4 separate regions of the Homo sapiens genome follow, and regions 1, 3 and 4 are each linked to region 2. Evidence: chromatin loops called from intact Hi-C (ENCODE). Cell type or tissue: MCF 10A. All regions are shown on one strand. Links, peaks and the distances in the headings refer to the core of each region. The heading gives the core; the rest is flanking DNA. Region 1 overlaps LOC105373162 (a long non-coding RNA gene). Region 2 overlaps PGBD5 (piggyBac transposable element derived 5). Region 3 has its middle 23 kb from the start of ABCB10. Region 4 holds the start of LINC01682 (long intergenic non-protein coding RNA 1682).

The links. Peaks named below come from ENCODE experiments on the same cell type or tissue, not always from the same donor. Only the 100,000 strongest peaks of a DNase experiment are listed, where the experiment ranks them.
Region 1: a loop joins it to region 2, with 4 times the contacts of the local background. A loop is called at or near these places in 12 of 110 quality-filtered maps.
Region 3: it touches region 2 in a loop (4-fold over the local background); 2 of 110 quality-filtered maps call a loop at or near these places.
Region 4: a loop joins it to region 2, with 2.5 times the contacts of the local background. A loop is called at or near these places in 4 of 110 quality-filtered maps.

The regions. Positions count from the first base shown.
Region 1 is chr1:229,838,263-229,846,345 of GRCh38, forward strand. All of the region lies in intron 3 of LOC105373162 (a long non-coding RNA gene), which reads right to left. Among named protein-coding and RNA genes, the nearest start is that of LINC01682, 44 kb to the right of the region's middle. In MCF 10A, for the core only: no CTCF peak of the experiment used is centred there; DNase peaks (open chromatin) are centred at 3,119 and 5,729.
Region 2 is chr1:230,307,191-230,315,273 of GRCh38, forward strand. PGBD5 (piggyBac transposable element derived 5) reads right to left here. Exons shown (of 7, transcript NM_001258311.2): 7 at 7,300-8,083. It also overlaps the pseudogene LOC124904587. Among named protein-coding and RNA genes, the nearest start is that of PGBD5, 120 kb to the right of the region's middle. In MCF 10A, for the core only: a CTCF peak has its summit at 3,587 (motif pointing left); a DNase peak (open chromatin) is centred at 3,551.
Region 3 is chr1:229,578,146-229,586,228 of GRCh38, forward strand. No RefSeq gene overlaps it. Among named protein-coding and RNA genes, the nearest start is that of ABCB10, 23 kb to the left of the region's middle. In MCF 10A, for the core only: no CTCF peak of the experiment used is centred there; a DNase peak (open chromatin) is centred at 4,236.
Region 4 is chr1:229,883,907-229,891,989 of GRCh38, forward strand. LINC01682 (long intergenic non-protein coding RNA 1682) reads right to left here and starts at 1,912. Exons shown (of 2, transcript NR_146476.1): 1 at 1,634-1,912. In MCF 10A, for the core only: no CTCF peak of the experiment used is centred there; a DNase peak (open chromatin) is centred at 3,685.

The DNA of each region.
Region 1 (8,083 bases), core at 1,140-6,139, 470 kb before region 2:
CGATTTGTAAATTATATCAATTATAAGTAATATGGTCCTTTTTTAAAAAAAAAAAAAAGGGAGAGGTTTCTGGCTCTGCGTGCATGTGTGTATGCGTGTGCGAGCATGTGCGTGTGTGTGTAATTCGAAGTTGGCAACTGGCCTTTCTGTCTGCTGAATGCTGAATGAAATTCCCATGAGGCCCTACTCTCTTTTTGAGATTTCCTCTAATTTCTAGGGTGCAGGCTGGTGCAGAGTCTTACATCTTTCTGATCTCCTTTGCTTCTGCGATTCCATCTTCCTCAAGGGCTGCCTCAACCACTGCTTATGATATGGATTCAGCCCCTTCTTTTATTTCCACAACATGGAAGTCACTTACACCAGGCTTTCCTGAGCTCAGCAAACTTCATTGAGGATTGCGGGGGTGTGGGGGGAGGGGGCATGAAGAAGTCACATAATGAAGTGCACAGCTTTGTGCCATTCCACTCGTCCCCCTCTCTGTTTTCCCTTCCCTCTCCCTCGCCCCTCTGGAAACAATGAATTCCTTTCCCTGGGATATTTACAGGATCTTCCCCCATTGGCTCTCAGATGTGGGGGTAATTTGGGACTCTCTCAACTTTTAACTATGGCAAGTATTTATCTAAGCATCTTTCCAACCAAAGTCAGGTATCTTCTGAAGAGCAATTCTGGTGCCAGCTATTATGTTAATAAAGTTTTATATATAGACATATACGTATAGGTATAGAGAGAGTACACATAAGAAAGAAGAGAATTACATACATGAAAATGTTAACACTCAGTGAGTATCTCTGGGTGGTCAGGATTATAGATGATTGTTATTTTCTTCTTTTTACTTTTCTACGATAAACATATTTTATAAAATGTGCACAATGCACATATATTAAATTTTAATAAGAAAAACATTATTAAAATAGTTTGTGAGCCATCCCTGACAAAGGCAAGGGCACAAGGAGCACGGAGGAGAAGGTCTGAGTCGGCCAGGGAGCGGGAGGGAACACCAGAATAGGGGACTTGGGGAGGAAACAATGAAACAAAGAAATGGGAAAGGAACCAGATCATCACTTGAAGGTAACATAATTTGGCTCCATTGTGTTCCTGCTTTAGGAGGTTGACTAACAATTACCATGATAATTATAACAATTTCAGGTTCCTCTTCTGCACACTGTACTTTCATTATCCTCCAAGGCATTGTGCTTGTTCCTAACATCCTGCTACTACAAAAGAAGAAGTCTAATACGTGCATCCTTAATTTTAGCGAGAGCCCATGCTTGGCTCCGATACAATACCATTTTCAAGTTGCCTGCATATGTTAAAATGAGAATTTTATTGTCCCATCCCACCACAACCCATTCAATCCCGCAGTAGTTTTTAGAAAGACCAATCATTTGGGACCAGAAAGAGCAATGCGTCTTCCCAAGGATACGATGCACCCACCTTCCTTCTGTCCGGTACCTCACCACACCCCGTCTTACTCTGGGGCTTTTCTTTTCCTTGCAACTGAGAACTACAGTTCTCTCAATTTTTATTCAACTTGGGGGTTGTCACCAGTGTTGGCATGACTCCAGCATTGGGATTTAGAAAGGGCAGGGAGCTGTTGAAGGGGAAGGGGCTGGTAATCGGGTTTGGGGATGGTAGAGGACAGGAACAGGCTCAGCAGCATCTCTCCAGCCCCACAACCCCACAAGAATTAAAGGGCGGTGAGCAGGGTGGCATGCAGTCATGATGGAGGGCAGCTGTTGGAGGGGATCACTGAAGCCCCTAGTGGCTGTGTACATAGTTATTTTACTTTTGACTCTCTCAAGTCTTCCCGTTTAACACAAACAGAGGCAATTATGACAAAGTCAAAAAATAACAGATGCTGGTGAGGAAACAGAAAAGAGAATGCTTGTACACTACTGGTGGGAAGGTAAATCAGTACAACCCCTATGGAAAATAGTATGGAGATGTTTCAAAGAACTAAAAATAGAACTACCATTTAATCCAGGAATCCCACTACTGGGTATCTGCCCAAAGGGAAAGAAATCATTATATCAAAAAGATACCTGCACTCATATGTTTATTGCAGCATTAATCACAATAGCAAAAATATGGAATCAACCTAAGTGTCCATCAATGGATGACTGGATAAAGAAAATGTGATGAGTGTGTGTGTGTGTGTGTGTGTGTGTGTGTGTCTGCGTGTGTCATGGAATAGTACTCAGCCACAAAAAAGAATAACATATCTTTTGCAGCAACATAAATCGAACTGGAGGCCATCATCTTAAGTGAAATAACTCAGAAACAGAGTCAAATACTGCATGTTCTCACTTGTAAGTGGGAGCTAAATGTGTATCCAAATGTGTACATGTGGAAATAGAGTATGGAATAATAGACATTGGAGACTCGGAAGGGTGGGAGGGTGGTGGAGGTGAGGGATGAAAAAGGACCTAATGAGTACAGTGTACACTGTTGGGCGAGGGTTACAGTGAAAGCCCAGACTTCACCACTACACAATATATCTATGTAACAAAGCTGCACTTGTACCCCCAAATCTATTTTCTAAATATTAATTAGAAAACACAATAAATCCTTCCCTCTTTAGCATTCTGACTCTTCCCATATCCCTCTTTCCTTATTACATTTCTTATATAATTCCTGGCTGGGTGTGGTGGTTTATGCTTTGGGAGCCAAGGTGGGCAGCACTTTGGGAGGCCAAGGTGGGCAGATCACTTGAGCTCAGGAGTTTGAGACCAGCCTGGGTAACATGGTGAAACCCAGTCTCTACTAAAAAAAAAATATATATATATATACATACATAAATTAGCCGGGCATGGTGGCACATGCCTGTAACCCCAGCTACTCGGGAGGCTGAGGCAGGAGAATCGCTTGAGCCTGGGAGGCGGAGGTTTCAGTGAGCCGAGATTGTGCCACTGCACTCCAGCCTGGGCCACAGAGTGAGACTGTGTCTCAAAAAAAAAAAAAAAGAAAAGAAAAGAAAAGAAAGAAATTCTTATACAATTCCTTATTAAATTATTTCCTTGTTAACTTTCTTAAAAGGGAGATCCACACTTACTGACTCATTCCTTGCCTCCGGTTCACTCCTCAAACAAGTCCTGTCTGGATTTGGCACCCACGGCTTTATGCACTGATGAAATTAGTTTCGCTGAAGGCAGGGCTAATGTCCTGTTTTCTAGCCCTCATCCTGTTTCAACTCCTTGCAGTAGCTGATATCACTTTCACTTCTTCCCTCACACGTTCTTCTTTCGCAGATTTCCCCACTTCTTGATTAGTGGCTCTGCTGCCAACCTCCAGTTGTCTGAGCTATAATCCTTGGCAATCTCCTCAACTCCTTCTTTGCCAATATTAGACATATCTATAGAATCCATCCTCTTTTTTTTTTCTATTCCTAGTGCTACTTTCTTAGTTTAACTTGGCACATTCTTCATCTGAATTGTCTACCCTCTGGTCAAACCACTATTTTTAGCTGTGTATTATTATTATTGATTTCTAAGGTAGTTGCATTGTGATCAGAAACCATGGTTTGGATAATGCTTTGAAATTTGTTCTTTGTGTTTTATTGTTCTAGTATGTGATTAATTTTTATGAATGTTCCATATATACATGGAAAAGCATTTGTATTCTTGAGTTGTTGGGTGCTATGTTTCATATGTCTCCAACAGATCAAGCTTGTTCAAATGTTCTATAGCCTTATTGGTTTTCTGTCTACTGAGAGAGGTATGTTAAAGAATCTCACTGTGATAGTGTATTTGTCAACCTCTCTTTGTAGTTTTGTCCATTTTTACTCTATGCTCTTTTCTTTCCCTTAGATCCAGGGACAGACTGGATAATCTATGTATTCTGAAGTTATGTTATAAAGGGCATAGAAGTTTGGAATTATTATTATTATTATTATTTTTGAGATGGAGTCTCACTCTGTCACCCAGGCTGGAGTGCAATGGCACGATCTCAGCTCACTGCAGTCTCCGCCTCTCAGGTTCAAGTGATTCTCCTGCCTCAAGCCTCCCGAGTAGCTGGGATTACAGGTACCCGCCATGTTGCCTGGCTAATTTCTGAATTTTAGTAGAGATGGGGTTTCACCATTTCAGCCAGGCTGGTCTTGAACTCCTGACCTCAAGTGATCCGCCCACCTTGGCCTCCCACAGTGCTGGGATTACAGGTGTGAGCCACCATGCCCAGCCCGGAATTATTAAATCTTCTTGTGATCTTTATTTTTTTATCTCTTTATTGCTGATAATGCTTTTCTCCTTAAAGTCTGATATAAATGTCATGATGTCAGCTTTCTTTTGGTTAATATTACCTGGTATATCTTTCAGTGTTACTTCGTTTTCACCCTTTCTGGGGTTAAGAGGTGGTGTAATACAAAGGCTAAATGTATGGGCTCTAGGAGGGGCCTTCCTGGGTTCAAATCACACTCTCATTAGTTATTTAATCTCAGGCAAATTATTTCACTTCCTTATGATTAACTTTTATTATTATTATTATTTTTTGAGACAGGGTCTCACTCTGTTGCCCAGGCTGCAGTGTAGCTGCATGGTCACGGCTCTCTGCAGCCTCAACTTCCCAAGCTCAGGCGATTCTGCCAACTCAGCCTCCCAAGTAGCTGGGACTATAGGCACATGCCACCACGCCTGGCCAATTTTTGTATTTTTTTGGAGAGATGGGGTTTTGCCATGTAGCCTAGGCTGGTCTTGAACTTCTAGGCTCAAGCAATCAGCCTGCCGTGGCCTCCCACAGTGTCCTTATGATTTACTTTTCTTATCAAAACAGTCTCTGTCTCACTGGGCTATTGGGAAGATTAAATAGATAAATACGGCGTAGTCAGAACAGAACAGTGCTTGGCACATGGTGAGGACCACGTAAGTGTTTACTCATTGTGATTAGATACAGCTCTTATAGATAGTGTATTGCTGGACTTAGGAAAACAAGAATGATAATCTTTGCTTATTAGTTTAAGAGTTTGGCCCATTTACACTTGTTTCAATTATTGATATAATTTTATTCATTTATATAAGAAAAATAAAAAAACCATAATTTTAAAATAATTTTATTTATTCATATGATTTTATTTTGTACTCCTGTCCTATCTTGTCTCTCCATTCCCCCTGCCCTCATCCTTTCTTGTCTTTTATTGGACTGATTGAATTATTCTTCTCTCATTTCACTTTTTCCTCCCTCTAAAAGTTTGAAAATTATGCATTTTAGTTCTGTTATTTTGGTGGTTACCCTAGATATTTTAATATCTATATTTAACTTGACAGAGTCCTCTAGAACAGTAAAAGGACCATAAAACACTGTACTGTTAGTCATATCCCTCCAGGATTATGCTGCTTTTGTCTAGAATTTCGTTTCCAGCTTGAGCTTTTTCTTAATCCTACAAATTGAGTATCATTGCTATTGTTTGATACAGTCAGTAATTACTTAATTTTCACATGGCTGCCATTTCTTTGTTCACCATCTTTTTTTTGCACCTCCGACCTTTTGGTGGGAGGGATCATTTTCCCTATTCCTAAATGCTGTCTTATTAAAGAAGTTCCTTTCATGAGAATCAGTTGGTAACAGATTCTAACAGTTTTGGTTTATCAGTATATGTTTTTACTTTGCCTTTGTCCTTGGAAGAGTGGCAGGAGTTTCAGTGCTTCCTGAACATTCACATGCTCTTCCCCTCCCCTGCAACATCTTCCCTTGCAGCTGGGTGGAGCCCTGTGAGTCACTCTGGCTGATGGACTGGGAGCCGGAGCCACAGGTGTCATTTCTGGACTGAGGCACAGTGAGCATCTCCAGCATGACCCTTTAGCTCTTCTCCTTCTCTGGTGATTCTGCAGGCCATGTGTTGAGATGGTGGAGCCTCAAGATGTAGGCAGCCTGGATTGATGAGTCACTCACTGTATGGTACACAATGTCCTGGAGAGTCACTTGATTAATAGGAGATTTTGGACAAACATAAAATAAATCTTTGTGTAAAAAGTCGGTGATATCTTGGCTCAGTTGTTATTAGCCTATGCAGTCTCGTAAAACCAGAACTTTCCCTTAGGATATTGAAAATATTGTTGTATTGTTTTCTGGATACCATTACTGCTGTTGATTTTATGAAATTGTCATTCTTTTTGTTGATAATCTGCTTTTCTTTCCATCGACTTTTAGTGCTTTTAGTGTCTTTGGTGTGGAGGGAAGGCATGGCAGGAGGCAAATCTCCAAATTTTTCTTGGCCAACCCAGCTCTCTCCCCTCTTGCCTGCAATTCTCAGAGAGAAGGTACTGAGAATGCAACACCCTGAGATAAGCAGGAACCATCTGAAACAGGCTGGGATTTATCCATCCAGGACATCTTCCTAGAACAGGATATCCTGCAAAGCTTGGGCTCAGCAAACCATGTTGCCCCTGGGGTATAAAAACCAAAACACAGCCCTTTCAGGGTCTCTCGGCTGGGATGCGAAGTGAGGCACGTGTAGACAAGACTCCATCTGCCCTGGGCAGCTTTCCTGAACCCGAGGGACTGGTTTGCCATGGATCCTCGGCTTCTGTTTATCTTTGCTGCTCACCTGTGAGTTGTAAATCTGCTTTGCCTGACTTGTGTGACAGTTCCATCTCACCAGACTCACTGGGACAGCCGGGCTAGTGCAAAACCTCCTGCTAGACCTGGAAGCCTGCCATATCTAGGAACCTTAGCAGAAAATGCAAGGACTTTTGAGTGTTCCTCTAGGATTAGCAACAGGTACACAGTGTTCCCCTCACAGGGATTGATACTGATGTATGTTATTCTGCTTCACAGGCACTGTTTAGAGTTTTGCAGACTGAGTGTTCATTTCTTATTGTTTATTGTTCTTGAGATTCCTTGGTGTTGCTGAATCTAAGGATTGGTGTCTTTCATCAATTCTAGAAATTTGTTGGTCATTATTTCTACAAAGTGTGGCTTTTCTCTGCTGTTTCTATTATGTTCTTCTGATGTTCTAAAAACATATATTTTGGGTCTTCTTTCTTGGTGATTTATTTCCGTTGATACCTCTTTTTCATGTTCTCTGTTTGTCTCATTTTGTGTGCTATTTCTTAATATTTACTTTCCAGTTCACCAATTTTCTCTTTGAATCTGATACGTTATTTAAGTCATTCATTGAGTTTCTAATATCAATTATATTTTCCCTTTTTAGAAGTTTTGCTTGGTACTTTTAGGATCTACCTAGTGATTTTATAGTCTTTTGTTCTTCACTTAGATATTTTTCTGAAATTCCCTGGTATTTCTTTAAATGTAATAATAGATTTTTTTTTTTCTGTATCTGATGATTGCCATACCTGTTGTTTTTGCAGTACTTATTTTGTGGTTTGTAGCTTCTGCTGACTTTCTCATGGTGACTTACTTCCTCATATATTTAGTGACTTTTGACTGGGAGCTCAAGTCCCTTGTACTTCTTAGAGTTGTGTTTTGCAGAGAGAATTGGGAATTGACACTTTCCTTTGCCAAGATCTGGGGAAGCGCCAACTTGGGATTACTTTATGTAGATATTTGTCTTGGAAGTTTTGAGGCCATTCATAGAGTGGGAATTCAGACTCCAGATCTGAATGAGTGTGGGTGAGTGGCTAGGAATTTTCAGAAGGTATGTGATTGATTGATTGATTGAGGGATTGCTATTTCAGAACCAAGGCAAAAACAGGCAGTTATTCCCTCTGCCTCCCTCTGCAGGATGGGCTGTGCCCTAGTTCACCCATGGGGATGTGTTACCTTACAGGAATGATGACTTTCTCGAAGGGTTTCTGACGTGATCTCCCACCCTGACCAGACACCTGGCTACTTCTAAACCCGTATCACCCCATCATCTTCTGAACCTGATCTCAGCCCCCAGGGATCAGCATGGAGTCTCAGAAAAAAACCTCATTTCTGATGCTCTCAGGATTGTGCTTGTTGCTATCATCTTAGTCAGGCGTTCAAAAGAATGTTTGAGATGTCTCCCCCAGCAGCTTTAGGTGTTTGTACTGAAAGGCACTATCAGAAATGAAAATTTTCAAATACAGCCTATGTGGCAGGCTCTGTTCTAGGCATTGGAAATCCAGTAAACAAAAGAGACCACAATCTCTGCTCTCATGGAGTCTTA
Region 2 (8,083 bases), core at 1,497-6,496:
ACATATACATACACAAAACAATATTTTCCTTACAAGTGGAGCCCTGAATTCCTGCCCTACAGAAGAAATAATGATTTTCCTGCCCATGAGGCCCTTCAGCACTGGGGCTTAATCCACTTTTTTGACTCGTATCCAACTACTCCCCCCACCACCCAACCCCATTCATTCATTGGCTCCCTCCCAACACCTTAGCTCACTCCCTGTCTATGTCGAAGGCCTTCCCTCCCTCCACTTTCCTGGCTGGCTCAGCTTCCCTCAAGTCCTAGTTGTCTTCTGGTCACCCCCCTGGAACTCACCGCAGCACACTCTAGCCAATCATTTCTGCCTCTGCCTGGGTCTTACTGGTCACGGCATGCTGGCATTCAGGAAATAGTTAAAGCTGCTTCTTCCTTGAATGACTAACCAGGTGAATGAAAATGAATGACAGCAAGCAACTAATTGTCATTAAACAGTTAATAGAAGAAAGTTCATCTATGTTACCTTTGGGGATAGTTTTAAATAAGAGAGGCTTAGAGAGTGAAAGCAGAGAGGATCTAAGGTTGGGGCAGTGGTGGTAAGTGTCTCTTTTGGGTAGAGAGGATGCTCAGGGTCCTTCAGATCCCATCAGGGGAAGCAGTGCCTGCTGCCTGGGGTTCCTTCCAGCAGGCACTTGATCACAATGTCAATCAAGTCTACTGTCTGCAGGAGCAAAGGAAGAATCCATTATTTGTAACTCACCCCTCCTGTGGGAGCCAATCCTCAGATAATGCAGAAGCCCTGAGGGGTCCCTCTATCTGGGCTGCTATTTCTTGGCAAGATTCACCTGGACCATTCTGGAAAGAATGCTGTTTGCCCTCGTACCAAAAAAACATTCAGAAAGAAAGATGCACCATCCTCCCTGCAAAGTCCTCTTGGGCTAACCACCCTGGGGCCTGTTCCTCGCTCTGTCTGCCTGGCGTTTAGACCTGTGCAAAGGCAGAAGAACCTTGTGATTTACTTGCAAGAGCCAAGCAGTGACTGGAGGAGTCTAACATCCTGCTCAGTGGCCAGCTGCCAGGTGGCCAGCAGCCAGGTCGTGTTTCCTGATGTCCACTCCCTATTGTGGTACAGTCTTAGTCATCACACCTAGTCAAAGCCTTCTGGTCTGACTTGGAGGCAGTGCCTCCTGGATAATCACTCGGACGCAGACAGTCAGCTTTGGGCCCGCTGGGTGTGCTGTACCCCTCTCCCGAATATCTAGCGAATTCTCAGCTCCTACTCTTGAACCAGGAGATTTGCAGGCATTAGTGAATCACTAAGTAGCAAGTGTTCCTTATTACCAAAAGGAAGGATGGACCCTCCACAAAGAGGGGCAGCTGGTGGCACACACAGATTTAAGAGGAGAGGGATTTCTTAAGGTTTAAGTGATCTTGAACCCTGCAGGGCTAGGGGTGGGGAGGCGGGAGGAAGGAGGGATCCAGGACTGGCTCCCGAAATCTACTCTGCACCTCCCAGCAATCCCAGGCCCTAGAGGAGGTGCTTTCAGTGAGGACTCTAGTACCTGGGTACTCCAGTTCCTGATGTCTCACAAGGACCCTGGGAAGAAAGCTAGGCAGGTATTCTTAGGCCCACTGTATAGCAGGGGAAATGAGGCCCAGAAAGGCTGTTGACTCCTTTAGGGTGCAGAGCATGTGCGGTGAGGCTGAACCTGAACTCAGGGCTACAGATGCAGTCTTGAGCGTGCCACCTGCACGCCCAGGTCGTCCAGGTATCAAAAGGCAAGTGCGAAACCCTCGGGGCACCACGAAACACTGGGAGTCAGCACTGTGGCTTGACAAGGCCCCAGGCCGCCTGTGCTCCGTGCCCCATGGTTTCTTGGGCATGGCCAGAGTCACCAGAAGCGGTGCGGGTCCTCGGAGAGCCCTGCAGCCCCCAGCCCGGCTTTGCTTCTCGCCATCTCACAGCAGTCTGTGGGTGCCGCCAGTCTCCCGCACATGCCACCACATTGGCCAAGGAAAGGCTCGCAAGTGAGACATGAATTCCCCAATTAAGCTTGCTGGAATTGTGCCCCAAAATAAAGAAATTAATTAAAGTCTTTTTGCCAGCATCAACTGGGCCGGAGGTGGGCTTGGACGCCCCATCTTGGAGCTCACGCCTCCTTCTGAGAGCGCATCCTTAGCTCCCTGGCATCTTGTGCATTGGAGGCAATAAAGGTCCAAGGCAGGGAAGACCTCAGAAGCTTGGGTGGCTCCACTGTGTCCCTGCTGCCTGTTGGTGACCCACAGCGTCCTATGGGTCAGGGGAAGGCTAAGCTGTCCCGGGTCAGGAGGCACAACCTCCTTACCACCTTGACTGTGTCCCTGCAAGTTAACCAATGACACAGAACAATCCAGATGTTTGTTGGGTGTAGTGGCGGGAAGAGCCATTTGCTCCTAGATATTTTCCAAAAGAGAGACGAGTCACGTGGTCTGGGAGACGGTGTGATGCTGAGGAAACATGGGAGTTTTGGGTTCAAATACTTCTGGGTTCAAATCCTGACCGTCCTTTACTTAGGGAGGCGTGAGCGTGTTTGAGCGTCACTATTCTCATTTGTAAAATGGAGAGGAAGGCATAAGGGGTGAGAGACAGGGCTGCCCAGAAACCTTGCTCTAGGCCAGAGGTCCTCAACCTAGGCCTCGGGTGGAACCCAGGCACCCGCAGTGATTCCAACATAGAACAGCTGTGGACCAGACTGTGGTGGGTCCTCGGAGTCACCTGGCAGTCCCTCTTGTCAGACCTTGCTCCAATCTGGCCTCTCAGGGAGCGTGGCTACACCAGCCTGCTGCTCCCCACTCCCCGACACTCCCCAAATCCTGCTCTATGTTTTCCTTTTCCGTAACACTCGGTGTCCTTTAAAAGATTCTGCTGAGGCCGGGTGTGGTGGCATACGCCTATAATCCTAGCACTTTGGGAGGCCAAGGCGGGTGGATCACCTGAAGTCAGGAATTCGAGACCAGCTTGGTGAACATGGTGAAACCCTGTCTCTACTAAATATACAAAAATTAGCCAGGCGTGGTGGCACGTGCCTGTAATCCCAGCTACTCAGGAAGCTGAGGCAGGAGAATCCAGGAAGCTGAGGCAGGAGAATCACTTGAACCCGGGAGGTGGAGGTTGCAGTAAGTCGATATCGCGCCATTGCACTCCACCTGGGGGGACAAGAGCGAAACTGTCTTGAAAAAAAAAAAGATTCTGTGACCCTTTTTGTGTTTATGGTGCTCTCTCCTCCTGTGGAACGTAAGCTCCATGAAGGCAGGGGCCTCTGTGTTGGTGACTGTCCCCAGAAGTGCCCGGCCCCTAACAAGTACTGGTAAACACTGGCTGGAAGCCGAAATGTGGAATCAGCAAGCCCCTTTTCCATTCCTGTCCCCATCACTTTACGGTGCTATAGTCTCCATGACTTTGCTTATTGTTCTCTCCCCTTGCTCTGGACCAGCAGAGACCTCGTCTGTCTTATTTAGGGCAGTGTCCACAGTGCCTGGAACACTGTCCACTCCAAACTCCGAAGGCATTTGTTGAACGAATGCGCTATTGTGTGCAGGGGACGGAGGCTCATAAGGTGTCCTCTGCTGCCCTCTGCTGGGCAGCCATGGGAAAGGCTTCATCTCAAAGAAGGTGGACAGTCCGAAAAGGGGGAGGGTGAAAATTTGGTTTGGGAGCAGGTTGTTAATTACATATTTTTCGTTTTAACTCTGTTAAAATCAGACAAATCTGCCTACACCTTCCCACTCTCCTAGGCCCTTCTTCATTCCATCCATGCCAGGACAACAATCCTGGATTTTTATTTTTATTTTTTTTAATTAAGATAATTTTTAATTGATATCTAATAGATGTACATATAGTTTCAGGGCATCCTGGATTTTGAAGTATTCCATCCTGTTAACTCCATGAACACACTTATTCTCGCAGGCACTGGCTCTCCTTTTTGGGGTTGGACTCCCCTCTCCTGGTCTCTCGACGTTTGCTTTGCTGGAGGGTGAGTGTGAACAGAGCCGCTACCAGCATTGGGCCTCACTCAGGCCGCATAAGGTCAGACTGCTGCTAAGGGTTGGGGCGACTCAGGGAAGGACAGCTCTCCATCTTTTTCTAGTTCCTGGGACTGAGGAGAGTGTGAGAGGGGGACAGAGAGGGTGAATCAGCCACAGCCTAACTGGGAAATGCTTGGCACAGAAAAATCTCGTGTCCAGTTACCTTTGGCTTCTTCGGGATCGAGAGCCTCCTCCCTCCAGACTGGTTACTGTTCCTTTAGGCAGGTTTCTTTTTTAATTTTTAAGTTTTAGAGGCAGGGTCTCACTGTGTCTTATCTAGGCTGGAGTGCAGTGGCGTGACCATAGCTCACTGCAGCCTCGACTACCTGGGCTAAAGTGATCCTCTTGCTCCAGCCTCCCCAGGAATTGGAACCAGAAATTTTTAATGTGTATAGACTTCACATTCTCTTGCCTGGTACTGTCAGGGTGGTTTAACCTGGGCAGAATTTTCAGACTCATGTCTATTGGCCCAAGATCCTCCCAGTGACAAATCCCTGAGCTTTTTGGCTCTAAATCAGCTAGTGTCACGTGGGTTTGTTCCAAAAAACGAGTCTACTCATTCTGTAGAATAACATCCACACCTGACCTCTCTCTGGCCATGTCAGTCTCCCATAGCAATTACTTTTAAAATATTCTGCCCCAGAGACAGAACATGATTCATGTATCCCCATTTGTGGTTGGGAAAATACGGGCTTCATTCCTTGATTAATTTTTACATACTATTATCACTCTGGCCACATGAGATATTGCGTTTGTGTCTCTCCCACTATTTGACAGCCCTTGATGGCAAAGACTGTCCTTGCTTATACCCTTAGTGTTTAGCATAGTGCCTACTGATTTGGAAGAGCTCAATTAAAGTGTTTTGAATGAATGACTTAGTCCACTTGCCCTGTACTATTCTTCTGCTCAAACTAGAACATGTTTGTCTTTTTTTGTGTGTATTCCTGTGCATGTCCCCAAAGGCCCACAGCCCTGGGAGATGGTTCTGTTTTTTTGTTTGTTTGTTTTTGTTGTTGTTGTTATTGTTTCAAACAAACAGCGTCTTGTTTGGGCTAAAGTGATCCTGGGCTAAAGTGATCCTTCAGCCCAAGCTGAAGTGCAGTGGTGCAATCAGTGCTCACTGCAGCCTTGAATTTCTGGGCTTGAGCGATCCTCTGCCTCAGCCTCCCAAGTAACTGGGACTGCAGGCTGCAGGTGCATGCCACCATGCCCAGCTAATTTTTTTTTTTTTTTTTTTTTTGGAGACGAAGTCTTGCTCTGTCACCCAGGCTGGAGTGCAATGGCGCTATCTCGGCTCACTGCAACCTTTACGTCCCGGCTGCAAGTGATTCTCCTGCCTCAGCCTCCCTAGTAGCTGGGATTACAGGCGTGTGCCACCAAGCCCAGCTAATTTTTGTATTTTTAGTAGAGACAGGGTTTTGCCATGTTGGCCACGTTGGTCTTGAACTCCTGACCTCAAGCAATCCACCCACCTCAGACTCCCAAAGTGCTGGGATTACAGGTGTGAGCCACAGCACCCAGCCCAGCTAAATTTTTAAATTCTATTTCTCAGAGACAGGGTCTCACTATGTTTCCCAGGTTGGTTTGGAACTCCTGGCCCCATGTGATCCTCTTGCCTTGGCTTCCCAAAGTGCTGGGATTATAGGCATGAGCTACTGCGCCCCAGCACCACTGGGAGATGTGATCAGCATTCAGTCAATGTGGCAGGGAAGGCTGGGCCCTGGGATCAGTAAACTAAATCCCATTATCCTATTCATCTATAAACGGTCTTTTGAATCCTCCTTGTTGGAGTTTTTCCTCGTTATGGATGTCTCTACCCTCAAAATGTCTTGGATACAAAAGGTTATGTCCTCACCCTACTACCGTTGAGAGGGGAAGGTCCCTGTGCACCGTGGGAACCCTGAGGCTGGAGAACCTGTATGCCAGGTGATGGGCTAGGGGACGGGCATCCAGAGGGGGACATCTGGGGACATGGATTATCTGTGCTCAGCAAAGGAATGTGGGGGAGGGGAAGAGGAGAAGGGAAGAAGAGAGGGAGGAAGAGGAGGGAGGGAGAAAGAGAAGGAATAGATATTTGTAAAGGACAGAGTCAGAGGCCATGAAATGTGGAAAAGAAAATGAGGGGAAATCATATAAAAGATAGTGGTAAAGGGAAGGCTCTGATTTTATAAAATAAATCATTACATCAGGGATAAACACAACAAAAGTAAAGGTAAATTTAGTGCTTACTAAAGGGTCTGCAAAGATTTGAAATCGTTAACATTTTAAGAGTGTTTGAAAATTATTTTTGGCTTGTAGAAAAACAAGGCATGTTTGTTATAATGTGCTGTAAAAACACTTGAATTCCTATGTTAGATGGAGAAGCACAAGCTTCTCAAAATCTTCTCTGTTTTGTAGATATGGGGTCTCACTATGTTGCCCAGGCTGGTCTCAAGCTCCTGGCCTCAAGCGGTCCTCCTGCCTTGGCCTCCTAAACTGCTGGGATTGCAGCTGTGAGCCACTGTGCTCAGCCCTCAAAATCATTTGTGATTAAAAAAAAAAACAACCTTGGAAAGTGGGATCCGTCATCTCATTTTATACAGAGATTTTCTACGGTAAGAAAAACAATGTCCACATTGTGACTGTCAGGATAACGCTGCTAAAGCCAATATCGTGCCCTTTTTGTTTTCGTTTTGAACTGCAATCATGAAAGCATCTGACTGGGTGGTATTTGCTGGCAGAGCTGGGGACATGGTGATCGTCCACAGTCACGAGCGGGCAGTTGCAGCTCTCCTGGGGTCCTTGGCATTCTGCACACACCAGTGCTCTTGAACATTGCTTCCTCCTGTTCCAGCTTCTGACAAGAGCGCTCACCCCAGATTCTGGAACCTTTTGAGGAGTGCGAGGAGAATGGTGGAGGCCCTTAGGGCTGTGGTAATAACAGCAGCCAATACAGGCTGCAGCTACAGGCTGCAGAATCCAGTCTGACGGTGGAGGGAAGATGGAAGGGGAGACGAGGAAGACCGCTTTGGGGATCCCCTTGACTTTTCCCAGGATCGGGGGCAGGGTTGAGGAAGCTAAGGTGTTAGCACAGGCCTGAACCCCCTGAAGACCCCCCTGCCCTGTCATTCCCTCTTCATCTTCCAGAGAGCCCGGCGGTGGGTTTCTCAGGCCTGGCCGACCTCCCTTGCTATTCATTTCCAGCAACAGACCCCATCATACTTTCATGAGCGTCCTGTCCTGTATCCTCCCTCCCTCATCAGCCACCCACAAAGAAAAACCACCAGAGAGAAGCAAACAGATGTATTTGACTGTATTTCAAAGGCAGTGACTGTAAACAAACTTGGTTGAAGAAATAAGAACCACATGACAAAATGCTTGAATTAAATCTTTTTTTTTTTTTTTTTTTTTTTTGCCACATTTCACATTTGAGAACCCAGAATTCAGCTCCTGTTATACAAAATTTGTAAAAATTTATTGCCTTGGCGTAAAGTGACAATCATGCCTTGGCGTAAAGTGAAAATCTTCACAGAAGGGTATGCTTTGTGTCACCAAATGGGGGTGCAGCTGTGTGATATCTGTGCAGTTTGTGATAAAATTAAAAATTTTCTGTGAAAGATTCTTAACTGGAAATTGGAAGGGAAAACAAGAAGAAACAATGTAATGTAGCAGTGGAAACAAAATTCTCACAATGAATAGCAGTCTTTCCAGCTTCTTTGACACGGATTTCCTCATCATCAATGGCGGCTCTCCTGAACTAGGGATGAGTGTGAATCTCCATTTGAGGAAGGGGAAGAAGAGCTTGGAGGGTGACAGCCTCCCCCTGAGAGAGCCAGTTGTGTTCATGATTTTGGTTCCTTCTTCCTCCTAATTAAGCATCTGCCCAGGAGCCCAGGAGCCAGGGCTTAGCTTCCTGGCTATTTTCAACTCTTCTTAGTGAAGACCAGCATTGCCAGCCCACTGACCCCAGTAGGGTCACCCCTGCCCACTGAGAACCAGCCACCCCCTCACCCCCCACCAGAGTTCCCTGAAGGAACCAGCTGCCTCTAGTGGGAGACAGAGTAAAGGCAGAGGGGCCCCTC
Region 3 (8,083 bases), core at 1,684-6,683, 730 kb before region 2:
CCTAACTGATCAATGAATCTCTGGTATCTAGCACAATGCCTGGCACACAATATATATTTTTACAAGTGGTAGTTTTTATTATTCCCTGATTTCTTTTTCTCCTTCCTTCCTTTCTTCTCTTTTCTTTCTTTTTTCTTTCTTTCTCTTTCTTTCTTTTTTTCTTTTTCTTTCTCTTTCCTTCCTCCCTTCCTCCCTTCCTTCCTTCCTCTTTCTTTTCCTTCCGTCCTTCCTTCGCTTCCTTCCTTCCCTCCCTCCCTCTTTTTCTCTTTCTCTCTTTCTTTCTTTCTTTCTTTCTTTCTTTTTTTCTTTCTTTCTCTTTTTCTTTTTCTTTCTTTCTCTTTCTTCAGTCTCACTCTGTTACCCAGGCTGGAGTGCAGTGGCATAATCTCAGCTCACTGCAACCTTCGCCTCCTGGGTTTTCAAGCGATTCTTCTGTCTCAGCCTCCCAAGTAGCTGGGATTACAGGCATGCACCACCATGCCTGGCTAATTTTTGTACTTTTTTAGTGGAGGTGGGGTTTCGCCATGTTGCCCAGGCTGGTCTCGAACCCCTGACCTCAGGTGATCCGCCCGCCTCGGCCTCCCAAATTCCTAGGATTACAGGCGTGAGCCACCATGCCCAGACCCTGATTTCTTCTTGTGTCTACTCCCACCCTCCCTCTGAAAATGTCCCAGAGCCCAAGAATCTATTAGCATTTGACTATAGCTTTGTTTTAGCTTCACATTGATTGTAATCTAAGGGCAAATCTGCTGCCACGGTGTGGCAGCAAAGAAATGAAAGGAAGTGTCTGGCAGCGCAGGGGAGAAATTGTGTTTCCTCCTTCTCCAAAGGTTCACCTTTTCTATTTCACCTTCATCATTCATAAGAAGGTGAAAGGATGCCAGGAGCAAGGCGGATCTACGGGACTTTTGAAAAGAAATGTACTGACCTTTGGCTGTAAAAACTGTGTCATGAGAACAGAAAGCCCTGAGAGAAGAAGTCAGAAAATAGAGAAAAGGGGAAGGGAAAATAACTCCTGGCCTGCCTCCAATTCATTTAAATATTGCTCAGAGCTCAGCAGAGCGGGATGAGAGACACTGGCAAGAGGCTGTGCTGCAGTAAATGAGAGAATCTCAGGTGTCCTTATAATGGCCCTGTTATGGATCGCAGCTTGGATGAGCACTTCACATAAATGCAAGGCCATTTCAGGACTCCCCAGCTGCAGTCAGCAGGCCCTCTGTATGCTTTGGCGTCTGCAGCTGGAAGGAAGCCTGCACAGCTCCCTTCTGTCCTCTCATTGTTCACAGGACAGCCATTCATGGGATCTATGGCGCACTCTGTGCTAGGGCAGAATGCCAGGGAAGAGCTGCCTGTCTTCAGCGCCCTTGCTGGGAACCACACGCCAGAACCCGACCCTGCCATGCTTTGTGCTTCAGGCAGCAGGACCCCACCCCTAACAGAGTCTCAAGTCAGACACTAAGCGATGATCACGACTTGGGAACTCAGCCAGGAAAGAAAAGACATACAGCTTGAAAACAATGTGGGAAATGGCTGAGAAAGAGAGGAAGATAAGAAATAAAGAGGGCTCTCTGAAGAGTGAGCTGAACTTTGGTTGTGACAGGTTCTCAATAGTACCAAAATCCATGAACTTTTTTTTTGAGGATTCAAAAAAGTTTATAATTAAAGAGAAATGCTTCTAATTAAGGAGACAGTTTTCTGTCTTTTGGGAGATGGGGTTTGTTTGTTTGTTTTTGATTTCTCTGTTATGCCTTTATATAATGAGCCCTTAACAAAGGTAATGATCATGAAGTAGATTACTACATGTACAGCACACTATGTTTCTGGGCATTTACTTATAGCTTGATATCTCCCCAAATTGCTTTACCTTTTTCTTCTTAGCTTGAGCAGAAATTACAGTATCTTGTCCCTCATTATACTTACCTATGGTTTTATTTATTATTATTTTTTCAGTTGGAGTTGCACTCTTGTCGCCTGGGCTGGAGAGCAATGGCGTGATCTCGGCTCACTGCAACCTCTGCCTCCCAGGTTCAAGTGATGATTCTCCTGCCTTAGCCTCCTGAGTAGCTGAGATCATAGGCGCCTGCCACCATGCCCAGCTAATTTTTGTATTTTTAGTAGAGACAGGGTTTCACCATGATGGCTGGGCTGGTCTCGAACTCCTGACCTCAGGCGATCCACCTGAGTCAGCCTCCCAAAGTGCTGGGTTTACGGGCATGAGCCACCACGCCCGGCCTATTCTTCTTTTTTTAAATCTAAATTTTATTTTTAGAGACAGGGTCTCACTCTGTTGCACAAGCTGGAGTGCAGTGGCACAATCATGGCTCACTGCAGCCTTGAACTTCTGGGCTCAAATGCTACTCCCACTTCTAACTCCTGAGTAGCTGGGACTATAGGCACATGCCACCATGTCTGGCTATTTTTTAATTTTTTTTTTCTTTTTTTTTTTTTGTAGAGACAGGGTTTCATTATTTTGCCCAGGCTGGTCTCGAACTCACGGCCTCAAGCAATCCTCCCAAAGTTCTGGGATTACAGGCATCAGCCACCGCACCTGGCCTGGTTTTATTCTGGGAGGCAAAAGTATTTTACCAACATAAATTTATGAGCCATCGGAACAACCTGTGAGTTAATTCAGATTTGAACTTTGTTTTATAGAAAGTCACAAACTTTGAAATATTGATAAATCCAGTAATATTGGCTTAATCAAGAAAGAGCATTTTATGGCATGGAGTAGGTAGGCATTAAAAATTGCCTTTCAAAAAAATTTTGGATACACTTTTATGAGCATAAGTCTCATTTTAAAAAACATCAAAAGAAACAAGAATAATTCAAAACACAAAAGTTGGTGCATTGAGTTAATATTTGCGACCCTCTTCCAATAAATTCATCCTTAAAAGTCCTACAGACAGTTGAGCTGAAGTCTCCTCAAAGTCAAAAGGAACCCAGACTGCAGTTTTGTTTCATGAATGAATAGCTATCTTTTGCCACACATTCATTTACTCAATCATTCAATAAGCATTATTGAATTACTGCCAATTATAGGCCGTTGCATCTTACTTTTTCAATTTTGGGGGGTAACGACTTTATTGAATTCACATACCATACAATTCCTCTTCTTAAAATGTACAACTCGGCCAGGCACAGTGGCTCACGCCTATAATCCCAGCACTTTGGGAGGCTGAGGCGGGCGGATTACCTGAGGTCAGGAGTTCAGGACCAGCCTGATCAACATGGCATAATCCTGTCTCTACTAAAAATACAAAAATGAGCTGGGTGTGGGGGTGCATGCCTGTAATCCCAGCTACTAGGGAGGCTGAGGCAGGAGAATTGCTTGAACCTGGCAGCCAGAGGTTGCAGTGAGCCGAGATGGCATCATTGCACTCCAGCCTGGGCAACAAGAGTGAAACTTGTCTCAAACAAACAAACAAACAAAAAAGTACAACTCAATGGTTTTAAATATATTCAGTATTGAACAAATATCACCAAAATCAATTTTCATTACCTCAAATGACCTTCCAAATTTAACGTTTTCGCAAGGCAAAATTGCTGACTTTCCTATATTTTTAGTAAGAGATGAGACTTTTCACTTACTATTTCTAAGTTACATTATGGTGTCATTTGACTATTAAAGTTTAACCCTCTTAAATGCTACTTCAATTATTTTCTTCCCTCAGACTTGAATTTAATTTTTTATATGATCTAAGGAAGCAGAGGGTTTTACATAATAACTACATGCATACCTATGAAGGGTGCTTTATCTTTTCTTCAATTTTTTATCCTGGGAAAATATAATCACATACAAATTACCATTTTAACCATTTCCCTTCATTTTATCACTTGATTTCTCAAAATATCACAACTCTCTCCACCTCCCAAACCCACTGTCAATTTAGACTGAGCATCTTCTTGCACAGCCAAAAGCAGAACAAAGCGTCAAGGAAAGGAGGGAGCTGGACTGCAGCTTAGCGGAACCAGAGGCCAGGTCCGGTTGTGCTCTTGAATCCCTGCTGCCCAGCAGAGCGGCTGACGTAGCTGGTGACTAGAGGAGTGAATACGGTGGTGGATCTCAGCCAGGAAGGTCGGGAAGGAGAGCAAAATCCCAGAGAGGACCCAGTCAAGCCCGGCAGGCTCTCCTTCCTCCTGCACTGTTCTGGCACAGTTCCACCTCTATATTTTGAAGAAGTTCCTCCAGATGATTGCGTTATTGTGAAGCAGGAAAACATTAATATTGAGTATGTGCTGTGGGTGGGGCCTATATTCTTTATGTCATTTACTCTTGCCAACACACCTGGTAGGTATAAATATGTCCACATTCATAGGTGAGCCAACAGGCTCAGGGAGGCCAAGGACTTACCCAATGCCACGGCATATCTCACTCGAGCTGGAATTCAACAGCACATGTCACCTCTCAGGCCTTAGCATTCCATACTCTGCAAATAAACACTGGATCCCTCTCCCTGCACCAGCCCAAACTCAGCAAGCCAACTAAAACACCCTCCCTTCCTCCCTAAAAAGCCCAGCTTTCTTTCTATAGATGTGTGCATTTCATAATATTTAAATTCAGTGTCTGCAATGCTGCAGAGAGTAAATTGTGCATACTATGGTTTTTCCTAGACCAGATTGACAGCAAAGGCTGCTGAGCTATGAGAAAATCAAGTCCAGGCAAAAGGAGTTAGAATTACTGTGATTTTTACCAGACAATAGCCTGCATCAGTTGAGCTCTCTAGAGTCCATCACCTTCTTGTTTGTTTGTTTGTTTATTTATTTATTTATTTATTTATTTATTTATTTAGAGACACAGTCTCACTGTGTCACCCAGGCTGGAGTGCAAAGGCGCAATCTCGGCTCTCTGCATCCTCCACCTCCCAGATTCAAGCGATTTTCTTGCCTCAGCCTCCTGAGTAGCTGGGATTATAGGCACGCACTACCACACCTAATTTTTGTAGAGATGGGGTTTCACCATGTTGGCCAGGCTGGTCTCGAACTCCTGGCCTCAAGTGATCCACTCACCTTGCCCTCCCAAAGTGTTGGGATTTCAGGTGTGAGCCACAACGCCTGTCTCACCCTCTTGTTTTAAAAAAGACTGTTATCAAAGCTCAGTGTTGTGAACAAAGCCTGATGCATAAGTATTAATCTGAGTGAACCAAAATAAGCCACATTGGCTAAAATGAGTGTAGACTGAATGGGCTCATAAGCTTGTTCTTTTATTTACAACCTACCTCCCTGTCTCTTTTCTTTCCTTCTTCCCACATGGAACACTGAGGAAGAGCCTTGGTAATTCAAGGCCAGGCCTGCCCCCAGGACTTCTGACCCCAGTCTACTCCACTGCCAGCCTCTTGTCCCCACTTTGCACACAGCTTATCAGCATTCAGATGGTCCCTACTGCCCTTTCCAGCTTGCAAATAATGGCCTCACTAGTGAGCCATGGAATTAATTAGTGGGTAGTGACCAATATTAAAAATTTTACTTCACAGTACATCTCGCATAGAAATGGTTTATTTATTTATTTATTTATATATTTTTTGAGACAGAGTCTCACTCTGTTGCCCAGGCTGGAGTGCAGTGGCACAATCTCAGCTCACTGCAACCTCCGTCTTCTGGGTTCAAGTGATTCTCATGCCTCAGCCTCCCAAGTAGCTGGTATTACAGGTGCGCACCACTGTGCCCAGCTGATTTTTGTATTTTTAGTAGAGACGGGGTTTCACCATGTTGGCCAGGCTGGTCTAGAACTCCTGGCCTCAAGTGATCCACCCGCCCCAGCCTCCCAAAGTGCTGGGATTACAGGTGTGAGCCACTGCACCTGGCCAGAAATGGTTTTCTTATATACTACCCTTTGTTGAGCCTCATATGTAATTTAAAAATTTGGGGGAACATTTCTGAAATCAGGAGAGAATAGGACTTATAACGGGATGGCATCTTGCCAGAGGGTGGTTGTGACATTTGAAGTGGGTTGTTAGTCCAGGTGGCAGGACTGCACCACTGCCTTCTTCATCAGCTTGGTCAGAAAAATATTGAATGACAATTTAAGGAAGGAATATAAAGCACGAAAGTCTCTGTTAACACCTTCTGCTAAGATCAAGGTTTCGGGGAGCACAGAGAGGAATAGTTAGACACTGACGACCAACTCAAAAAGTTGGACTTGGTGTGAAGAAGTTTTAGGAATACCAATACTAGTGGATTTCACTTATATTATAAAAACAATGTACGGTCTAAAGGAAAGGGCTTTAAATAAGCATAAAATAAGCTGGGTATGCTGGAGTGCATCTGTAGTCCCAGCTACTCAGGAGGCTGAGGCAGGAGGAGTGCTTGAGCCTAGGAGTTTGAGACCAACCTAGACAATCTAGTGAGGCCCTGTCTCTTAAAAAAAAAAAAAAAAGCAAACACAGACATAAAATAAAATTAACTTCTAAGTGAAGAGAAAGCATTCTTCATCATCTAATTGACAGTTTTAAAAAATGGTACATAAGATAACGGCGCATCTTCTAATCAAAGGAGTCTCAGATTCAGTAAACATAGCATATGTGTATGTCAGGACACAGTGTGAAATACATTTGTTACTGTGGGTTGAAGTCTACAAATGTGGGTTGAAGTGGGTTGAAGTCTACAAGTGTGAAAGTCCCTGCTCTAGAACCTTCATTAAAACAAATACATAAAACCAAACAAAACCAATGAGCAGACAGAACAATTATTTCTTGCTTCCATACCACCTTCAGTAATGTCTTCATCTCTGCTCCCCTCAGCTGCCTGAAATTGTCTGCAACCCCAAAACCTCTCTCCACTCCTCATCTCCTTCTTACTCTTTTTTTTTTTTTTTTTTTGAGATGGAGTCCTGTTCTGTTGCCCATGCTGGGGTGCAGTGGTGTGATCTCAGCTCACTGCAGCCTCTGCCTCTTGGGTTCAAGTGATCCTCCTGCCTCGGCCTCCTGAGTAGCTGAGACTACAGGCATGTGCCACCATACCTGGCTAATTTTTGTATTTTTTGGTGGAGTTGGGGTTTCACCATGTTGGCCAGGCTGGTCTCGAACTCCTAACCTCAGGTGATTCACCCGCCTCGGCCTCCCAAAGTGCTGAAATTACAGGTGTGCACCACTGTGACCAGCCTAATGTGGTTAAATTTAAATGAATAAAATAAGAAAATCAGTTGCTCAGTTGTACGAGCAATATTTCAAGTGCTCAGTAGCTACACATGGCTAGTGGCTATTTTGCTGGACAGCAGAAATTACAGAACATTCCCATCCTCATGGCACATTCTGCAGGACAGGACAGAACTCCAGAACATTCCCATCCTCACATCACATTCTACAGGACAGGACAGAGCTGTAGAACATTCCTCTATTGCAGTCACATTCTACAGGAAGGCACACAACAACATAACAGTCCCCTCCTTGCATCACATTCTACAGGAAGGAGCAGACCTGCAGAGCATTCCACAACCACAGCACATCGTACTGGGCTTGCTCTCTCTAGACACTACTTTGCTGTTGCTTGTGTTTTACAAGCGTCTTTTCACATTCTGTAGCATGCCTTCTCACTCTTTTTGTGGTGTCTTTGAGTAAGAGATGGTTTACAATTGAATCCATCTTTCCCTTTTGGTTAGTGCCTTTTCATTTCTTTAGAAATTTCCGGCCAGGCGCGGTGGCTCACACCTGTAATCCCAGCACTTCGGGAGGCAGAGGTGAGCGGATCACCTGAGGTCGGAAGTTCAAGACCAGCCTGACCAACATGGAAAAACCCTGTGTCTACTAAAAATACAAAATTAGCTGAGCGTGTTGGCACATGCCTGTAATCCCAGCTACTCGAGAGGCTGAGGCAGGAGAATTGCTTGAACTTGGGAGGTGGAGGTTGTGGCAGGTGGATTACCTGAGGTCAGGAGTTGGAGACCAGCTTGGCCAACATAGTGAAACTCCATCTCTACTAAAAATAAAAAAATTAGCTGGGCATGGGGGTGGGTGCCTGGAATCCCAGCTACCAGGGAGGCTGAGGCCGGAGAATCGCTTGAACCCAGGAGGCGGAGGTTGGAGTGAGTTGAGATCGTGCCATTGCACTCCAGCCTGGGCAACAAGAGCAAAACTCCGTCTCAAGAAAA
Region 4 (8,083 bases), core at 1,489-6,488, 420 kb before region 2:
CCAGGGAGCTGGGCACAGTGGGTTGGAGCAAATAGAGTGAGGGAAGCTTGAATGGGACTAAAGGGGACACAGTGTTGGGACACACCACATGGGAGACAGGGAACACAGCTTGGAGAGATCTTGTGGACGCAACCACCACAAAAGAGGATAACTCACAAGCAATCCTGCTGCCGCCACCCCCAGCCTAACACCAAGGCAGGGGAAGGCTGAGAGACACAAGATTGATAGCATGTATTTAATGTGAAAAATGTTGGAGGGTCTTAGTGGACCACAAGTTCACAGAGTTGGTGATCCTTCAAGACAAAGAGGTCAAGGTCCAAAAACTTAAAGTTTTCGTCCAAAGTTATAAGGCTTGGGCAAAACCAAGACTCAAACTCAGACTTTCTTAAAGTCCATGCTCATTCCTTTATACTGTAGGTTCCCAGACCTGGAGAATCGAAAATACGTGTAGATTCCCAGGCCCCATTCCTGACCTCCTGAATCAGAAAATTCACAAGGGTAGCTTAGGAATCAATATTTTTGCTTTGGAACGCATCAAAAGGATACAATGTTGGGATTAGCACCTAAATAATCAGGGGACAGGCAGAGTATATGGGACCCCAGTAGAAACTAGAGTGGCCATTAGTTGATAACGGCCAAAACTGAGTGATGAGCAAATCGGGTTAATTTTACTATTTTCTCTGCGTACTAAGCATTGCGGGAGGGACTGAGTAAAGTGTCTCTAAAAGGGACATAAGTATTGTCTTTTTCCCAAACAGTCAGCAGAGCTGTTGCCATCAAGCATTATGAAATGTGGGAAGCAAAGGGCTGGAAGAATCTCGAAAAGTCGAATCTCCCCACTGCATGCTGGCATCATCACCATAACCACTCTCATCGAGAGGATCATCTGTTGGGGGCAGGATTTGCTCTTTTCCTGGGCTTACTAAATAACCAGCAGAGGGAAACACACAAGAAAGTTTGGCACATTGGATGTTTCCTCAGGCTCAGCACAACCAGCTCCACCTGCCCAACATCACACGAAGAGAGTCAACACTGCAGGACCTGACACAGGCAGGGGCCAGCCACCCTGGTGTTGGCAAGCAGCCCACCCAGGAGACAGAACTCCAGGTCTGCCTGATGGTTCACATCATGTGCAGGGCCAGCGGGGGGCAGTGGCAGCAGAGCATACAAACACACTGACTTTGGGGAGGTGCAGACTTAGCACCAAGTCTGATTTGGTCATTGCTGCGGGCAGGTTGTCAAATCTCTGGGAGCCTCCATTTTCTTACCTGTAAAATGAAAATAATAATACAGTTGAGCATCCCTACTCTAGAAATCCGAAATCGAAAATGCTCCAAAATCCAAAACTTTTTGAGCATCAACATGACACCACCAGTGGAAAATTCCAACCTGGTTTCATGTGACAGGTTATAGTCACAACTATGTTTCATGCACTAAAGTATTTAAAATATTACACAAAATCACTTTTGGGCTATGTGCTGCATATAAGGTGTATATGAAACATAAATGAATTTCATGTTTGGACTTCAGTCCCATCCCCAAGATATCTCATTATATATACGCAAATATTCCAAAATCTGAAAAAATCCAAAACACTTGTGGACCCAAGCATGTCGGATAAGGGATATTCCACCTGTAATACTGCTGGTGTCCTGGCTTGGGAGGATTTCTGGAGGTGGTGCACAGGAAGCATTTAGCAGAGGGTCTCATGCATGAGGAATGGGAGTTATTCTTCTTATGGAATCTGCTCTCTGGCTCTCGGGCCTCCCTGGAGCAGAGGCTGCCCAGTCTCTGTCTGCAGCCCCATCTTCCACTTCAGTGTGCTCCAGCTTCAGTGTGCTCCAGCGGACTCTGGGGCCCAGAGCTGCATCTCTTTGCCTGAAGCCTTTCTCTGTAGCCACAGAAGGTCATTCTGCCCTCAGGCAAGGCAGTCCAGGAGGAGAATTAATGAGAGAAGCAATCTTTGAATCCTGCACGGAAACACTGAAGCTTCTCCCACCCACAAGGTATGTGTGTTCTGCTGGCTTCCAGCTCCCTGTGGCATTAGGCTCCTGTTACCCACAGCCATGGCTGCTGTGATAACACACCCTGTACCGGCCACATCCCCTTTCCTGTCTCATTTCACTACTCCCCTAATGATGTTTTCCTTTACCTCCCAAGGAAGCAACATGTGCTTGTGTCCTTTCCCAGGGATTGCTTCTGGGGGTAACTCAAACTAAGGCATTGCCCACTACCCGCCACGTTCTCCCGATTTCTTCAGCATCTCAGGCTCCTCACTCAAGCTGACTTCAGATCTCATGTCTCCCTCCTCCTGCCCTTTTGGTGGTGGCCGCTGTGTGCCATGGCCAGATATCCAGTGGAGGCCCCTCATCACAGCTGTGGCAGATGTGAACTGCGTGTCCCTGCCTTAGGTGCAGCCTGCGTGGGGTTCCCCACCACGGTCTAAAGCCTCTGAGGTGCTCCCTGCATTCCTGCAGGTAGGCTGAGTTTCTTGAAGAAATGGGGAATGTGCTTCTTTCCCCCAGCTCCGTCATCTGGATTCTAAAGCAGCCCACTTGGACCCAGCCCAGACCAACCCTACAGTCTCCTGTGGTGCTAGCTGGCTCAATAATGTATCTTTATTTGCCCCATCCACCTCCCAAATAAATCACTGTGCTCAAATCTTTGCCTTGGGATCTGCTTTGGGGGCCCCCCAAACTAAGACAGCTAGAGTTTGAAGGGGTCTTGGTAGCAGAGTTTTGTGGGATTCTGCTCTTGGATCCTTTGCTGCTCAGAGGGCAACAAGGCCCCGGTTTTCGGTGGTAAGTGGGTGGTGATGACCCCTTGGCATGCATCGTGACTGTTAAGAATGTCTTCACTTGGTGAATAAGCTACTGCAGCTCCACCCAGTAAGCAGCCGGAATGCCAGGGTGGATGCGGGTCTTTGGTACACTGCTCTCTGATGCTGCGGCTAGGAATTCCCACCTACCACATTTCTGCCCTGCCAGTGGCTCCCAGTTAGGCTCTGGGGCGGGGGGCAACGGGAAGCTGGAGGAAAACTGGAGGCTAGAGAAGAAAGAAGGGACATGCTCCTTCTCATCTCCTCCCTTCCTCTGGTGTCAGGCTCATCCCAGCAATGATGCATCACCTTTGCACTCACAACACTTGGTTCCAATAGCAACAATTGGTTCCAGTTAATGGCTTTGCCCAAACCAGCTTCATGGCACCCCTCAGGGATACAAGCACCAGTTAGCTGGTGCCCTCTACTTAGACAAAACTCTTTCCTGTGTGCCCCCCAGTACTGGGATGAGAGCTGCATCCTGCCGTTACCATCTCTGTGATACCTCAGTGAGGGTGGCCAGCAGTCCTGCTCTGCCTGAGACTAAAGTTTTTCCCAGAGCACAGTGCTTTAAGTGCTAAAACTAGAACAGTCCTGGGCAAACTGGGATGGTTGTTCACCCTATCTCAATGTGCCCATTTAGACCTGTCTGGTTCCTCAATTCTTGGTATTAAATTCTCTCTGTAAAAATAACTAATGTGGTTTAAAACTCCTGGCTGGGCTGGAGCCTGGTTGATACAGGAAGAAGTGCAGGTGCTAGAGGACGCACCAGCTTGTGCAATAATATCACTAGCATTTGAGAGCTATGGTGGTGACAGCACATACAAGTGCGGTGGAGATGATTGTTAGGTGCATCAATGCCCTGAAGGGAGAAAATAGGCCAGGCTGAGTCAGCTAACAACCAAAGTAAGCACAGAATTAGAAGCCAGAAAATCTCTATGACAGCATGTAACAGCTAGAGCCAGTCCTAATGCACTGCCAAGATAGTGCCTTACAGCTTGCAAACAATAATGACCTCCTGTTAATGCCAAAACTGCCTTGGCAGCAAAAAGGGTAGAATGTCTAGCAAGGTAGGCATACAAAAATAGATTTATTATGTAAGACCAGAGAATCTACCAATTAACAAGGCTCTGTAACTGGATGGCACATCCTGCTGAAAATTAAGCTTATGATCTGATAAAAGAATAGCAAAGTCTGAATTTGTGGCTCCAGCAAATGTTCTGTGTCAAAGTCAAGGGGCTGATAAGGAGGAAGAGACCTGAGGACCTGAAATGAGGACTTTCAGGTAGATGTGCTTGAGAACCTTCAATCCTCAGATTCCCTGGAACTCTCTCGGCTTGCAGAAGTGGCCCACTTCCCTTGTAGAGAGAAAAAGCCTTCCCTTACCCCAAGACCATACAAAGCCCTCACTTGAGGCAGAGGCTTTCTGAGATGATGAGTACCCTTCTCAAGATTTCCTCCACCAGCCCTCACAGCTTCTAGACCAGGGGTCAGCAGACTTATTTTGTAAAGAGACAGCAAAAAATTTAGGCTTTGTGGTCTGTACAGTGTTTGCCATAATGATTCAACTCTTCCATTGTATCACAAAGGCAGCATAGACAATATGTAAATGAATGGGTATTTCAATAAAACTTTATTTACAAAAAACACACAATATTTGACACATGGGCCATAGTTTGCCAATCCCTGTTTAGGCCAATAATTGGTACATGCCTTGGAATGCCCGATGAGAGAATTACTGTCATCGTTTCAGAAAGGGATGTAACATCTAGCTAATGTGTACCAACATGACCCAGGAAGACATGTTTGGGGCTGAATTTTGAGAATGCTGGACTGAAGGAGAGTTTATGGATATGTGGGCTGTCTCCTGTGGCTCAGGATGTAGTGTCCTGGCAAGAACACCTAAGCCAGTCCTGATGCACTGCCAAGATAGTGCCTTACAGCTTGGAAACAATAATGACCTCTTGTTAATGCCAGAACTTTGCAGCAGAAAGGGTAGAGTGTCTAGCGAGGTAGGCATACAAAAATAGATTTACTATGTAAGACCAGAGAATCTGCCAATTAGCCAGCTCTGGGAGAGCCCAGAGGGTTTGCTCTCCATTAGCAATATAAGGAATACGTCAGTGAGGTGGCCATCAACATTGTTGAGAAACTTCCGGTGATTGACCTTTCTAGGCTGCTATGGGTCTGGGCTCCCTCTTAGTGTCATTGGGTATGATGGGATTCAAGAAGGGCACAGCACAGTTGGCAGCACTTACCCATCAAAGGCAAAGTAGACAAATGATTGTAACAGCAGCAAAGTTAGAAGGACAATCTGGGTTCTTATCTGCAGGAATCAGGGAGTAGTAACTAATAGACTGTGGTGTTCCTAGCAGTGAGACTGGAACATATTGTTTGAACTATGTAACTAAAGATCAAAAGCTGATGAGCAGAAGGCTGATGTCAGCTGCTGCAATGAAAAATCTTGATCCCTTGCCCAGTTTCCAGACCTGAGCCACTTATCAGACCCAGAGCCTGTATTGAAAGAGAGGCTGGGTACCCCTGAGAAATGACCTTGTATTGCCACATTAAGCATACACAGTAGTGATACCCCCTATCTATTACCAAAAAGATCTATGGACATTTCTTCTGAGGACTCAGATCTTTGAAGAGCTGTGGACACAAGATCTGAGCTAAAGCTGACACGATGGGACCAGTGCCATAATAACACCCTCTGTTGATATGAGGAAAGTCCTGGCTTCAAATCAGTCTCATAGTGAGGCCAATGGATCTATGCCCTAGCTGCTGTTCATTTTCCTGGTCTCTGAGTTCATAATCGAAATAGACATACTTAACAGTGGGAGAACCTGTTATAAAATAAGAGCCATGATGCTACGAAATGCCTAGTGGAAGTTCTCAAAAATTCCTCACCCCAGCCAAGATAGAAAATCAGAAATACTGCCTCTTTCTGGATTAGAACGCCACCCTCCAAGGCTCAAGGAAGGCAGACTTTATGGTGGTCCCCATCATATCCCTAAATAATTTACTAGTCCCACCACACAAAAATGAAATGGTGCATTGCAGATGAAGATGGACTACTGACAAATTAACCAAGTGGTAGCCACAGTTATGAGTGCTGGAATAGATCAACACGACATCTATCACCAAGTATAATAATCTGCCAGAAGCATTTTCTCTCTCTCTCTCTCTCTGTCTCTCTCTCTCTCTCTCTCTCTCTCCTTGAGACAAGAGTCTCGCTCTGTAGCTCAGGCTGGAGAGTGCACTAGCATGATCTTGGCTCACTGCAACCTCCGCCTCCTGGGTTCAAGCAATTCTCATGCCTCAGCCACCAGAGTAGCTGGGATTACAGGCACGTGCCACCATGCCTGGCTAATTTTTGTATTTTTAGTACAGACGAGGTTTCAACACGTTGGCCAGATTGGTCTTGAACTCCTGACCTCAGATTATCTGCCCACCTTGGCCTCCCAAAGTGCTGGGATTACAGGCATGAGCCACCATGCCTGGCCATGGCAGATGCATTTTCTTAAATTTCTATTAGGAGAGAGGATCAGAAGCAACTTGCCTTTACTAGGAATAGAAAACAACATACATTCACAGCATTGGCCTAGAGCTCTGTGAATTTCCTATTGTTTGTCAAAATACAATTCAAAGGACTTTGGTTGTCTAGATATTCTGCAGAACATTCTGTTAGTCCACCATATTGAGGACATGATGGTAAGCAAACCCAGTTAACAGGAAATGGTAAGTATTCTGAATACCCTGGTAGGATTTATATGCATCAGAGCGTAGGAGATACACTCTAAAATCTTCAGGGACCTGCTACTTTGGCAAAGTTTTTAGAGGTCCGATGATTAAGGGCATTTCAGGATAGCCCCTACAAGCTGTAAGACAAAGGCATAACACTTTTTAGAACACTTCAGATTTTGAAGATAGCATATACCACACTTAGAAATACTATTCTAACTCATTTACTGGCTTCCAGTTTTGAATGGGACCCAGAGAATCTAAAAGCTTTCCTTCCTCAGTGAATTGACACCTTTATGTAATGTTACTTTTGATCCCTGGTATTAATTCTTTGTTCCAGAGTCTACTTTGTCTGATACTAACAAAGTTACTCCAACATTCTTTTGATTGGTGATTTCATAATATATCATTTTCCATGTTTTTACTTTTAAATTTTTTCTTTATATTAAAAGTATATTTCTTGTAAACAGCATACAGTTTTTTTTAAAAAAATTCAATATGACAATCTCTGCCTTTTAATTTGGGTGTTTAGACCATTTACATGTGACATACGTATTGACATGGTTTGTATCAGTACAAATATTTATAATGGTAGATTTAAATCTACCATTTTGCTAGTTGTTTTCTATTAGACTCACATGTTTCTCGTTGCCTTTTTCTTCTTTTTTTACCTGCTTTTCAGATTAAGCATTCTATGTTTTCATTTTAGCTCTATACTCAGTTTATTAGTTATACTATTCTTTTTATTTTTAGTTGCTTTAGAGTTTACTGTGTACATATTTATTTATCACAGTCTAACTTCAAATATTATGCCATTTCATTTGAAGTGCAAGAACTTTACAAAGTATACTGCCATATGTTTTCTTATTGTTGTCATAAATCCTAGAGTAGAGTACTTTGTGAGCATTTTTGCTTTAGGCCAGTGATAGGCACACTGATTTGTGATTGTGCCAATTCCAGCCTGCCACCGGTTATTGTAAATAAAGTTTTATTGGAATATAGCCATTTGTTTGCATGGCTGCCTTCAGGCTACAATGGCAGAGTTGAATGGTTGCAATAGAGACCACGGGCCCACAAAGCCTAAGGTATCTACTATGTGGTCCTCTATTGAAAGAAAGTTTATCAATCCCTGCAAATAGTCAAGTATTTTTTAAGGCAATTAGTAATAGGCAAAAATGACCTTTATATTCACCATTTCTGAAGTTCGTTTCTTTGTATAAATCTAAGTTTCTGACTGGCATCATACTCCTTCTGTCTGAAAAACTTCCTTTAATATTTCTTACAGATGAGGGCTGCTAACAATGAGTTCTCTCGGCATTTATTTGCCTGAAAAAAGTCTTTATTTCACCTCCATTTAAAAATGTATATTTGTTAGGTGTGGAAATCTCTACCAACAGAAAATGTCTATCAGGACTTTAAAAGCCTTCCATTGCCTTCTGGCTTCCACTGTTTCTGGTCTCTTCCAACCAACTGGCATTTTAGCTGACTTTGCCTTACCTGCTTGTAAGGTGTCTGTGCTGG